Linked DNA regions of Homo sapiens: region 1 is linked to region 2. A link is a contact called in ENCODE Hi-C data. All regions are on one chromosome and are shown on one strand. The core of a region is the stretch at or near the end of the contact, and the rest is flanking DNA. Distances in the headings are between cores, read along the strand shown. Region 1 holds the start of RABGAP1 (RAB GTPase activating protein 1). Region 2 overlaps STOM (stomatin).

Region 1 (5,996 bases), core at 223-2,722, 1.6 Mb before region 2:
CACCATATTGGACAGGCTGGTCTCGAACTCCTGACCTTGTGATCCACCCGCCTCAACCTCCTAAAATGCTGGATCACAGGCGTGAACGCACCCGGCCCCTATTTTCAGTTTTCATAAGTAAGCTCTAGTTAAGTCTTCAATACATATTAAATAGCACCTTATACAAACTTGAACTAAGGCAACACGTCCTTCGTTTAAAAAAAAGTTGGATGAACCCTCCTTAGTACCTAAGCTTTTTTTCCCAACTACTTTTCAAACATCAGTTTAATGTTACAAACACAATTCCATTCACCTTCCGTTGTTTTTTTGTTTTGTTTTGTTTTGTTTTTTGTTTCCGAAACAAAAACAGCTGGAAACTCACTTATTGTGTACTTACTACTCCAGGCACACGTTTGTAAATACATGTGAATGGAAATATAAAAGGAATTGTGAAACCCTGTCCCTAACAGGTTTTTTTCCCTGACAAAAAGCCAACGAAAGTCAAAAGACCTCAAATTCAAGTTGGAACATGATTTAAAACTAACGGAGCACTAGTAGCGGGAACACTAGCAGCATGATCACTTAACACGGTCTCCTAGGACATTTGTTTCCAAAAAAGAATTCTCGAGTAACCAAAGGTATGCAGATGCGTGAAACGCAGGAGCAGATGATAAACAGTCTGGATGCAGAAGAGCAGAGACCAAAGTACTACCAGGCAATGGACAGCGAACTCCTGGAAGTCTTGAGGTTATCCTTTGGCTCAACACGTAAAACCCTAAGGGTGCGGATAATCAAAAGACACAGCGATGAGGTACTGGGGTAGCTGCTTCAAGGAGATGAGAAGACTGGGATGCCAAGAACGCTTTAATTGCAGACGGGGAAATGAGACTGAAAGACCAACCTGAGATGGCAAAGCGACAGTGAAAACTAGCAAGTCTTTGAAATTTAGGCGCAGCCCAGGACAGCCTGAGGCCCAGGCTAGCTTAAGTCACAGATACAGGCCTAGTGAGCAATGGGGAGAAACTGAGGCGGGGGGGAGCGGCTGGATTCCCAAATAGGACCAAGCATAAAACATTAAAGTCAAGACACAAACCGGCTTTGCTGGGGGACCAGAGGGAGGGCCAAAAACGCAAGACTCAGAAGACCGGCACCCACACAGACAGGGGGAACCGGTTTGGGCAGGGGCTCCCAGAGCGGCCCAGCCTGCGCATGCGCCCTCTCCCCTCCGTCGCAGTTCCCCCTCCCCCCAATCACGGCTCCCCTCAGAACTCGGCCCGTCGAGGGAGCTGAGAGCAGCTCCACTGGCCCGACCCCGCGGGATGAGAAGACAGCTTGGCTCCCCGCAGGGGCCGTCGGAAAATACCCCTGGGGTTGGTAGGTAGGAGGGTGGGAGGAGGAGGAGGGGAAACACGGCCCTACCCGACCTGCCGTCTCCTCCTCCGCCGCCCGCCGCTCGCCGTCCCGGAGGCTCCGCCGCCTGGGCCTCCCAAACCGCCCTGTCCCCGCCCCCCCACCCCTTTACTCACGTGAGAGCGACTTCTTCCGCCCTCCGCCCCGCCCCCTGCCCCGTCTCATAGGTCTGCGACCATGACGAGCGACCCTATTGGCCCAATACCGGGAAGCGAGGCGGAGCTTCCTCTTCTCCGAGCCCCACCTGGGCTTTCAGCCCGCCTCAGGACTGTGCGCCTGCGCGAAGTGCACTGGCTGTGAGCTGGACCTGGGCTGTCTTGTGTATTTGGAGTTGGACAGCCAACTACGTGACTGCAGCCGGGACTGGGGACGATGGAAGCGGACTGGGTAGTACCTGTTGAGCCTAACAAAGGGTACAACCCCAGAGTACTGGTGCTTGAGCAAGGAATCCCCCTGCTCACCTTTCATGTGCAAGTCCTGTTTGAAAATCAGTACTTCACAGTGTAATAAAATTCACCTGGCATTTACTGAGGGCGCACGGTGTGTCAGGGATTGTGATGGTTCTTTATGTGGCTATCTCATTTCAGCTTCACCACAAACCCGTCAGAATGGTACCATTTTTCTCCTTTTATAAAGTAATTTAGCTTTAGTTACAGAATCCAGTCTAGAAGTCAAAACTTCCGACTGCCAAGTCCTAAAACCACTGGTACAACACAGCTGCCTAAAGGCATTTAAGGCACACAAGAGGACAGAAATGGACAAGGTTACATCAGATTGTGACTCAAAGATGAGATTTTTATTTAAAAATCATTCAAAGGTGAAACACAGCAACAGCAATATAATGAAGTTTAAAGTCCCTGTCCTCAATGAATGTACAATGCAGTTGGGAACAAAAACAATGATTATTAAAGTGCTAGTTAAGTCTTATTTTTAAAGAGACCCTATCTTGTCCAGGATGCAGTGCTGTGGCTATTCACAGACGATCATATCACACTCCACCCTCGAACTCCTGGGCTCAAGCTATCCTACCACCTCAGCCTCCTGAGTAGCTGGGACTGTACATAGGCATGCACCACTGCACCTGGCTCATAAGACTTGATAATTTATAAAATAATTCTACAGCCTCTTCCTTACTCTTCCCCTTTATTTATTCCAACTGGCATATGCTCTTTTCCTGGTGAGTGAGTCGTCTACAGTGTTTTCTGGTGGATAATGCATCCCGATCAACCAGAGAAAAAACAGTGAGAAAAATCTGTGTTCTGTTGCAATCCCTCTGTGATTTGTCTAATACAATAGATGTGGGTGTACCCCTGCAGAAAAATAGTTTCGCTTCCTTTCTCCTTATACAGTTACAAAATATCCATTTCAAGATATTCAAAGAATAAAGTATTAGGGAGAAAGTAAAATCCCCTGAACTCCCAACAAAACCACTTTTAACGTTTTGGTGCCCATACTTTCATGTATTTCTTGATTCATGGACACCCCAAATATTTATGTAAATCTTAACATACATTTTTAAATAAAATTGTACTACACAATCAGTACAACATGCTTTGGAGAATAGACACAAGCTAAAACAACAACAAAAAAAGAAAACATTGCATTTAAAAAAAATTTTTTTTAATAAAAAAGGCCAGGTGTGGTGGCTCATGCCTGTAATTTTAACACTTTGGGAGGCTGAGGTGGGAGGATGGCTTGAGCCTAGGAGTTCGAGACCAGCCTGGGCAACATAGTGAGACCGTGTCTCTATGTTTTAATGAAAAACAAAAAAAAACCATGGCATTCCCAGGGCCAATGTTAATACTTTAGAGTATATCCTTCTGTGTGTGTGTATTTTTTTTTTCAAAATGAGATCACTTTAGTCATCTCCTTTTTCAATTAAAAATATCTACCTTATTTCAGTACATTTTCTTCTCACCTAATTCCTAGATCACATTCACATTTTCTATCCATCTAAAGTTATTTTTACAGTTGGCTTTCTTAACTCAGTAATGTTACAGGAAAATTTCCTCTCACATAATACCTAACTACAATCAAATATTCTGTTGACCAAATTATATTTTTCTACAACCAGTATACCCAAATTATCCAATTCAGGACCATACATTCCATCTGGTTACATCCCTTGACTTTTTAATTATGGCACTTAAAAAAAAATTAAAAGATTCTTGTTCACTGTAGAAATCAGGCCACTTGAAGTGCAAAATGTTTTTATCTGAGTGGTTGCTTCCTCATGAAGTCATTGAGCTTGTTCCTGCAAGCCTTGTATTTCTTGAACAAGAAAGTTATATTTGAAGACTCAGTGGATTCAAGTCAAACATATCAGACTAGTATACCTCACAAGTGACAGGTTATACTTCATGTTTCATTATATTACATACAACGTTATGAATCTAACATGTTAGATATTATGTTAGATACATAACATTGTATCTACAATAGATATAACATTTATTGTATCTTACAGAGTTATGCTAATATTGACCACTGGATTAGTGATGACATACATGTTGTTTTTATCATCTAATCCATTTTAAAAATAGACTATAGTCTGTTTCAATGCCTACCAATGCTATATATTGATATCCCATTCACAGAAAATGAATTTTGGTTTCCAAATATGCTCAACTTTTTTTCAGTAAGTGACTTTGTACCCAAGAAAATGTGGTTACAGTATATGAATGGAATGTGGGGCTGGTGTGAAATAAAGCAATGTAGTAGGCTGGAGCCAAAATAGGAAGGTCCTTGAATGCTAAAATAAGGAAACTGAAGTTCACTCTATAGACACACGGGTGCCCTTGGATATTTTAAAGGACAGTGACAATATTAGATTTGGGGTTTTTTTAAAGATCACTCTAGTAAAACTAGAGCAGGGAAAAGGGGAGGTTGATAGAATAGTTTGGAGGCTGCCTAAGATGAGGAAGGCTTGAGCTAAGGAAGCAGGAGGTAAAACGAAGGAACAGGGTTCCGCGGGTATTTTACAAAGAAATATATTCAAATTTGCTGGTTCTTTCTTCTGCTCATTCAAATCTGTTTTTGAACCCCTCTATGTAAATTTTTCATTTCAGTTACTGTATCTTTCAGGTCTAGAATTTCATTTCAGCTCCTTTTTTTTCTAAGAGTCTCGCTCTGTCACCCAGGCTGGAGTGCAGTGGTGCAATCTGGGTGCACTGCAACCTCCACCTCCTGGGTTCAAGTGATTCTCCTGCCTTACCCTCCTGAGTAGCTGGGAACACAGGCATGCCACCACACCCAGCTAGTTCTTGTATTTTTAGTAGAGATGAGGTTTCACCATGTTGGCCAGGCTGGTCTCGAACTCCTGACCTCATGATCCACGAGCCTTGGCCTCCCAAAGTGCTGGGATTACCGGCATGAGCCATCACACCTGGCCTCAGCTCCTTTTTATAATTTCTCTTTAATGATAGTCTAATTTTATTCATACATTGTTTTCCTGACTTTGTTCATGTCTTCCTTTAGTCCTTTTTCTGTTTGTTTGTTTTTTTTTGGAGATAGAGTCTCACTCTGTCACCCAGGCTGGAGAGCAGTGGCAGGAACTCAACTCACTGCAAACTCCGCCTCCCAGGTTCAAGCAATTCTCCTCCCTCAGCCTCCTGAAAAGCTGAGATTACAGGCGTACGCCACCATGCCCAGCTAATTTTTGTATTTAGTAGAGACAGGGTTTCACCATGTTGGCCAGGCTGGTCTCGAACTCCTGACCTCAGGTGATCTGCCCACCTTGGCTTCCCAAAGCGCTGGGATTACAGGCGTGAGCCACCCCACGCCCAGCCCTGTTAGTTCTTCGAACGACTTCAAAATAGTTGTTTTAAAGCCTTTGTCTATTAACTCAGACATCTATCTTGGCTTCTGTGGGAATAGTTTGAGTTGATTTATTTTGTTCTTCTGAATTGACCATACTTTCCTGTTTATTTGTATGTCTTGTGATTTTTTTAAAAATTTTATTTTTCAACTAGAGATGGGGTCTCACTATGTTGCCCAGTAACAACCAATTAAGTGGGACTACAACCACATGCCACCACATTTGGCTTCACTTTAAATCCTTATGATTTGTTGTTGTTGAAAATTGAACATTTGAATCTCATAATGTGGTGAATCTGAAAATAAGATTCTCCTGCCCCCATGTTTGCTGGGCTTTTGTAATTGTCTCTGTGCTGGGGATCAGGATCAGCCTCGGGTGAAAGCTTAAGGTTTTCTCAGGTCTTTTCTTAGCCTGTGTCTTTCCCTGGTTATATGCAGTAGCTTTCTACTTTCCCCTGCCTAAGTGATTGCTTTTGAATATCCTAATCCTTCAATATCTGACTCATAAATGGAGTAAAAGGGAAGCAAACAAACAAAACAGGTGCTATTCTTTTAAAACCCTTGGAAAGAGGTTCAGCTGGTGGGGGGTCAAAACAGTGGCAACCTGCCTCTGCACCTGCACTTCAGTCATCAACAACCAGAGTGTCGACAGCCAGTATTTGGAGGACAAAGTTCGTATCGCCCACCCAGCCTCCAGCAAGCCGCACCAGGAATGTGGATACAGCTGCGTGCTACAGGGTTAAGTAACACTGCATGAGTAGCTGGTATCACACTAAAGCTGACAGAGACTG
Region 2 (6,325 bases), core at 1,871-4,370:
TAATCCCAGCTACTCAGGAGATTGAGACGGGAGAATCGCATGATCCCAGGAGGTGGAGGTTGCAGTGAGGTGAGACTGTGCTGCTGCACTCCAGCCTGGGCAACAGAGCAAGACTCTGTCTCAAAAAATAAATAAATAAATATATATATATATATCATTTAAAAATATGGTGTGTACACTAGGAAAATTTTCAAAGAATATACCAAAATACCTCTGAATTTAAAGTAATTTTTCCCTCCTTTGTTATACTTCTGTGAATTTTTTGCATTATTACCTTTGTAATCAGACGGAAAAGCTGTTGCATATTACAGGAACAGGAAACAATTAGAAATGTGAGAGGAAAGCCGTGTACAAAGATGTTCACTACAACACTGTTTATAGCACTAAGAAATCAAACAACCTGTGTAATCAGGAAGTGGGCAATAAATGATGCTGCATAAACCTAGTGAAATATTTTACAGGTGTAATTTTTAAAAAGAGGCTCTAAACAACTTTATACTCATATCATATGGTTTTCACCTTTATTCGTACTGTACTCCTAGCTAAAATGCTCTAATGCCTTTTCCCTCTTTCCTTTTTCTTTTCTTTTCTTTTCTTTTGACAGATTCTTCCTCTGTTGCCCAGGCTGGAGTGCAGTGGTACAATCTTGGCTCACTGCAACCTCCACCTCCTGGGTTCATGCAATTCTCCTGCCTCAGCCTTCCCAGTAGCTGGGATTACAGGCACTCACCACAACGCCTAGCTAATTTTTGTATTTTTAGTAGAGACGGGGTTTTATCATGTTGATCAGGCTGGTCTTGAACTCTTGACCTCAAGTGATCCACCTGTCTCGGCCTCCCAAAGTGCTGGGATTACAGGCGTGAGCCACGACGCCCAGCCTCCACTTTCTTTTCGTCGATATTTTCTTACTATTACATCCTTCAGGAAACCCTCTGACAGCCACCTGAATCACCTCCCCGCCCCATTCCTTTCTCACCTCCATCCTAACTGCGTGAGTTAACTCATTCTGTGTCTTCAAAATATTCTGAACAGATACTCTATATCTGTACTTACCACCTAATATTATAATTATGTGTTTGTCTGACTTTCCCACTAAACTTTAACCCTGAAAGCTGGGATTGGGTCTTACTCATTGTTATCATTTCAGTACAAAGCAGAGGGCCTAATAAATAGTAGATGCTTAATAAATGTTTGCTGAATAAAGTAATGAGTAATGTGGAAATATACTTGTGTTATGACATCACATAGATAAGGGAAAGTAGTACTTACACTTCAGGGCTGTATGAGGATTAGATGGGGAAATTCATGTAAAACAGCTGGTGTAGTGCCAAGCACATAGGTATTCAGCGAATGGTAAGGATGAAGATGGTGGTGATTATGCTAGTAACAGTTGTGAGAGTTGTATATTTTTTGTTTTCAACAGACAGCCCCAGTAAGGGCCTTGGACCTTGCGGATGGATTTTGGTGGCGTTCTCATTCTTATTCACCGTTATAACTTTCCCAATCTCAATATGGATGTGCATAAAGGTAAAGAACATTTCATTCACTTCTGGGAAGGGGTCAACTCCTACCTCCATAAACCTACTTCGTGTGTGCCTGTGTGTATGTGAGAAAGAAACAGACTGTCTCTCTCTCTTATAATTCTTATTTCTTCATCTTTCTTTGGAAAATTTATTCTTCTACCCACCTATTAAAATGGAACCTTAAAACTTCTTTTCAGCCATTGCCCTTCCCCGTGGGCTAAAGTAAGTTTCACCATCAAAAATTTCCTGGGGCCAGGGATGTGAGATGGTTCTGAGAGAACAAGTTCTTCAGAGTTAGGATGATAGGGTTTGACTGCTGGCTTTACTGTTTATTGTGTGACCTTTGCTGTTTCCTCACCTGTAAAATGGGAGAAAGTAACAGTACCTACTTCATAGGAGTGTTGCGAGGATTAAATGAATTATGTGTCTAAATGTACTTATCACAATGCCTGGCACGTCATAAATACCCTCAGTGCTCGTTATTTTTTCTACAAAGTTGTTAATACTTTGATATATGACTATTATTTACATATTTCTAAGAAGATAAAATATGCTCCAAGCATTTTCAGATCAATTTATTCTTAAGGGAATCAGAAGAAAAACTGTGAAGACTTCAGCTTTTTGTGTTTCTGAATTAACAATGCATGAGTAATTTTTTTTTTTTTTTTTGAGCCAGAGCCTTGCTCTGTCGCCCAGGCTGGAGTGCAGTGGCGCGATCTCGGCTCACTGCAACCTCCGCCTCCCAGGTTCAAGCGATTCTTCTGCCTCAGCCTCCCGTGTAGCTGGGATTATTATTATTATTATTATTTTTTTTTTTTTTTTTTTGAGACGGAGTCACCTTGTGGCCCAGGCTGGAGTGCAGTGGTGCGATCTCGGTTCAAGTGATTCTCCTGTCTCATCCTCCCTTGTAGCTTGGATTATAGGCACCCACCACCATACCCGGATAATTTTTGTATTTTTAGTAGAAACAGGGTTTCACCATGTTGGCCAGGCTGGTCTTGAACTCCTAACCTCCGTGATCTGCCCACCTCGGCCTTCCAAAATGCTGAAATTACAGGCGTGAGCCACCGTGCCTGGCCTGCATGAGTAACTGAATAACAATGTTAACAGCTGAGGAGTGAGGTTATGGATTTGTTTCTGTATACTATTCTGTCCTTCCTAAATTTATACAGTGAATATCTATTGCTTTTGTAATCAGTAAGAAAATAATAAATAAGCTTTGAGAAGGTAAACATTGGACATGTGATTTATAGATATGATCTGGTTCTAAAGAAAAAAGATGAGGCATCTAATCTGTTTAGAGCAGAAATATATATTTAAGAAGCCATGCATGTATATATTTGTACTCTTCATGTTAAATTATTATTCATGTTTTTATTCTAGATTATAAAAGAGTATGAAAGAGCCATCATCTTTAGATTGGGTCGCATTTTACAAGGAGGAGCCAAAGGACCTGGTCAGTACTGGGATTCTAGATTGTTTATCTGAAAACTAAAGTTCTTTTTATTTTTTTTATTTTTAGGTAGTTGTTTTTTTAAAGACAGGGTTTCATTCCGTCGCCCAGGCTGGAGTACAGTGGCATGCTCATGTCTCACTGCAGCCTTGAACTCCTGACCTCAAGCAATCATCCCACCCCAGCTTCCCAAAGCACTAGGATTACAGACGTGAGCCACCGTGCCCAGTCTAAAATTTTTTTATTGACGTGATTTCCCTTATGAGGGCCTCTTCTACTCTGTCTTAGATAAGAGTTCATGTAGCAGGAGTTGTATAACAATAGCAGTGGTTCTAGCCAATCTTTTGTTACCCTTTCCTTCCTACCCTTCCCCTCCCCTTCCCATTTGAGCTGATAAGATTACCACCTAGGCCAAGAACAGTACAGCTATACAAGTTTGAGCATGAGAATCTCTACCAAAGAAAGACTTTCAGTCATTCATTTGGCAAACTTCAATTAAGCTCCTACTGTGTTCCAGGTTCTGGGAATTCAAGGGAGACTAAAACACAGTCCCTACCCTCAAGGATCTTCCTATCTAGTGGTAGGAACCAACAAGGAAACAGATAGCTACAATCCTATGTGATAAGTATTATGATCAAGTACTCACAGAGAGCTGTGAGAAAAGAGAAAACCAGAGAAGTGTTACTGATCTGAACTAGTCGTAGGCTGAGTCAAGGCTTTCTGGAAGTTACATCTTGACTGAGTCTTGAGGTCTGAAAAGGTGTTAACCAACAGGAGGTGTTTGCGGCGGAAATAGCAACATACACAAAGCAACAAAGAGGAGAGTATTGCAGATTCAAGAAACTGCAAGTAGATCAGTCCAGCAAGAGTGCAGGGTGTGAAGAGAGAGGAAGTGGCTGAAGAGGGGAACAAAGGCGGGTTATGCAGGACCATGCGTGGGGGAGGGTTTGTATTTTAGGGGGGATTGCTCGGCTTGCAGCTTAGGAAATAGATTATAGGAGAGAAACTACAAAAAATAGAAAGATGGCCTGGGAAACGATTGCATTGGTCCCAGTGGGGCGGTGGGGAGAAGAGTGATAGCAACAGTAGATTAAGGAAATGAACTCCACAGACCTTAGTGGAGACAGTCAAATGTGGGAAGTAAGCAAGAGGAATCAAAGTTATCATTCCTGGCTTCTGGCTCATTCACGAAGATGAACTGGTGACTTTTCAGTTCACTAGGTTGATTTTCTTAAAACTGAATGGAGAAGTGAACTGATTAGGTTGCTGGTGTCTGTATAATGTGTGTATCTTTGTTGCAGGTTTGTTTTTTATTCTGCCATGCACTGACAGCTTCATCAAAGTGGACATGAGAACTATTTCATTTGATATTCCTCCTCAGGAGGTAAGGTTTTCTTTGAATAACTGAGGTATCATATGTGAAAGTGCTTTACAATGAGGGACAGAATAGTTAGAGTGTAGGCTTTATTTATTTATTTATTTTAAATTTTTGTTTGTTTGTTTGTTTGTTTTAATTGGAATCTTGCTCTGTCACCCAGGCTGAAGTGCAGTAGTGTGATCTCAGCTCACTGCAACCTCCGCCGCCTGGGTTCAAGTGATTCTCGTGCCTCAGCCTCCCGAGTAGCTGAGACTATAGATGTGCGCCACCACGCCCGGCTAATTTTTTTGTATTTTTAGTAGACACGGGATTTTGCCATGTTGGCCAGGCTGGTCTCGAACTCCTGACCTCAGGTGATCCGTTCTGGCCTCCTAAAGTGCTGGGATTACAGGCATGAGCCACCGTTCCCTGCCAGAGCACAGGCTTTAGACCTTGACTGCCTTCAGCATTTCTAGCTCAGTGACCTTAAGCAAGTTCTTTAACTTTTCTGTGCCTCAGTTTCCTCATCCAGAAAATAGACATTTGTAATAGTAAGAACTACTGTATAAGGTGGTTCTGAGAAGTGAGATATATGTGCCAAGTGCTTAGAGCAATGGCTGACAAATAGTAAGTGCTATATAAGTTCTTACTGTTACTATTACAGTTGGCCCTTTGCATGCATGGGTTTTGCATACAGGGATTCAGCCAACCGCAGACTGAAAATATTAGGAAAAAACTCCACAAAGTTCCAAAAAGCAAAACTTGAATTTGCCATGCATCAAGCATGGCATTGAATCCACATGAATAAAGTGATGTGTAGGTATTGTATTGGATAATAGAAGTAATCTAGAGATGATTTAAAGTGTACAGGAAAATGTACATAGATTATACGGTTGGCTCCATGGATCAAAAATATTTAGGGAAAAAAGCAATTGACAATGATACAATAATACAAATTTTTAAAAACGGTGTAGTATAGCAACTATTTATGTAGTATTTACATTGTGTTAAGTATTATAAGTACTTCAGAAAGGATTTAATGTATAAAGGAGGATGTGCATAAGTTATATGCAAATATTGTGCCACTGTATATAAGAGACTTGAGCATCCTTGGATTTTGGTATCCTCTGAGGGTCCTAGAATCAATCTCCCACAGATACCGAGGAATGATTATTACAAAACATAGTGTAATGCTAATGTAAGTATAATAATATCATCATTGTTATTACTATCAACATTTTTACTACCACATTTCTCTTCTATGGGTTTCTGATAGAAAACCCTATTAGTTCATTATTTTTTTTCTTAAGGTTTTATTCTAGATAAATTGGTTAGAAACCAAAGAATTAGAAACTGCTTGTTGGGCATTTTAGATAAAACATAATATTTTATACTAGTGATTATTTTGTGCCTTTTCAAACTACTTCACAAGTATTATCATAGATGAAACTCATGGCAGAATCCCTAGAAAGTATATAGTTGCAGTGAAACAAAGGAATTCCTCCAGATTACAGTGGCAGAGCCAAGACTAAAATTGAGCTCTTCGGATTCTTTGTATAGTGCTGTTTTTTCCACAGCTCCATGCTAAATGCATTGTACATGAGCTCCCTCATAGCCCCCGAAAAAGTGATGGCCATCCTGGGAACCATGTCCTTAGGAGACTTAATAACCGTTGCATACAGAAAACCTGAAAACATCATGAAGGGGGAAGGACAGAAGAATGCTGTCAGTGTTTCCTGGCCAAAGGCCAGATACTCAGCATGGTGATGGAGCCTGGCCATGTTGCCTTCTCATGTCACAAATACCAGAAACCAGCTTAGGAACTTCCTTGTTGGTACTGATCCAAGAAGTGGGTGGGGTCAGACTTTATAATCCACCCAAAGTTAGTGATGCCAGGAATCATTTTGCCCACATTTTACTCATAAGAACAAGACTGAGAGTATCACTGTATTCTCTGTGTGTTTTCCCATCGTCTAAGGAAGATTGAGTCTC

Evidence for each region. A loop is a pair of places that touch in the nucleus more often than their neighbours do. Pooled maps may share reads with other maps.
Region 1: a loop to region 2 is called in a pooled map, with 4 times the contacts of the local background. The contact joins the promoter of RABGAP1 here to the enhancer-like site in region 2. A Hi-C loop is called at or near these places in 2 of 50 pooled maps.

What each region holds. Positions count from the first base shown.
Region 1 is chr9:122,936,496-122,942,491 of GRCh38, reverse strand. It overlaps RABGAP1 (RAB GTPase activating protein 1), which reads right to left and starts at 1,472. Exons shown (of 26, transcript NM_012197.4): 1 at 1,399-1,472. LOC105379839 (a long non-coding RNA gene) reads left to right here and starts at 1,244. Exons shown (of 2, transcript XR_001746924.3): 1 at 1,244-1,353; 2 at 1,557-1,916. RefSeq lists silencers at 1,203-1,532, 1,543-1,702 and enhancers at 949-1,673, 1,863-1,932.
Region 2 is chr9:121,351,255-121,357,579 of GRCh38, reverse strand. It overlaps STOM (stomatin), which reads left to right. Exons shown (of 7, transcript NM_004099.6): 2 at 1,424-1,527; 3 at 2,907-2,979; 4 at 4,278-4,360. Among named protein-coding and RNA genes, the nearest start is that of STOM, 16 kb to the left of the region's middle. RefSeq lists an enhancer at 3,358-3,577. Within about 2 kb of position 3,120, at least 11 of the 41 ENCODE cell types and tissues checked have a DNase peak (open chromatin) inside an H3K27ac peak, as active enhancers do.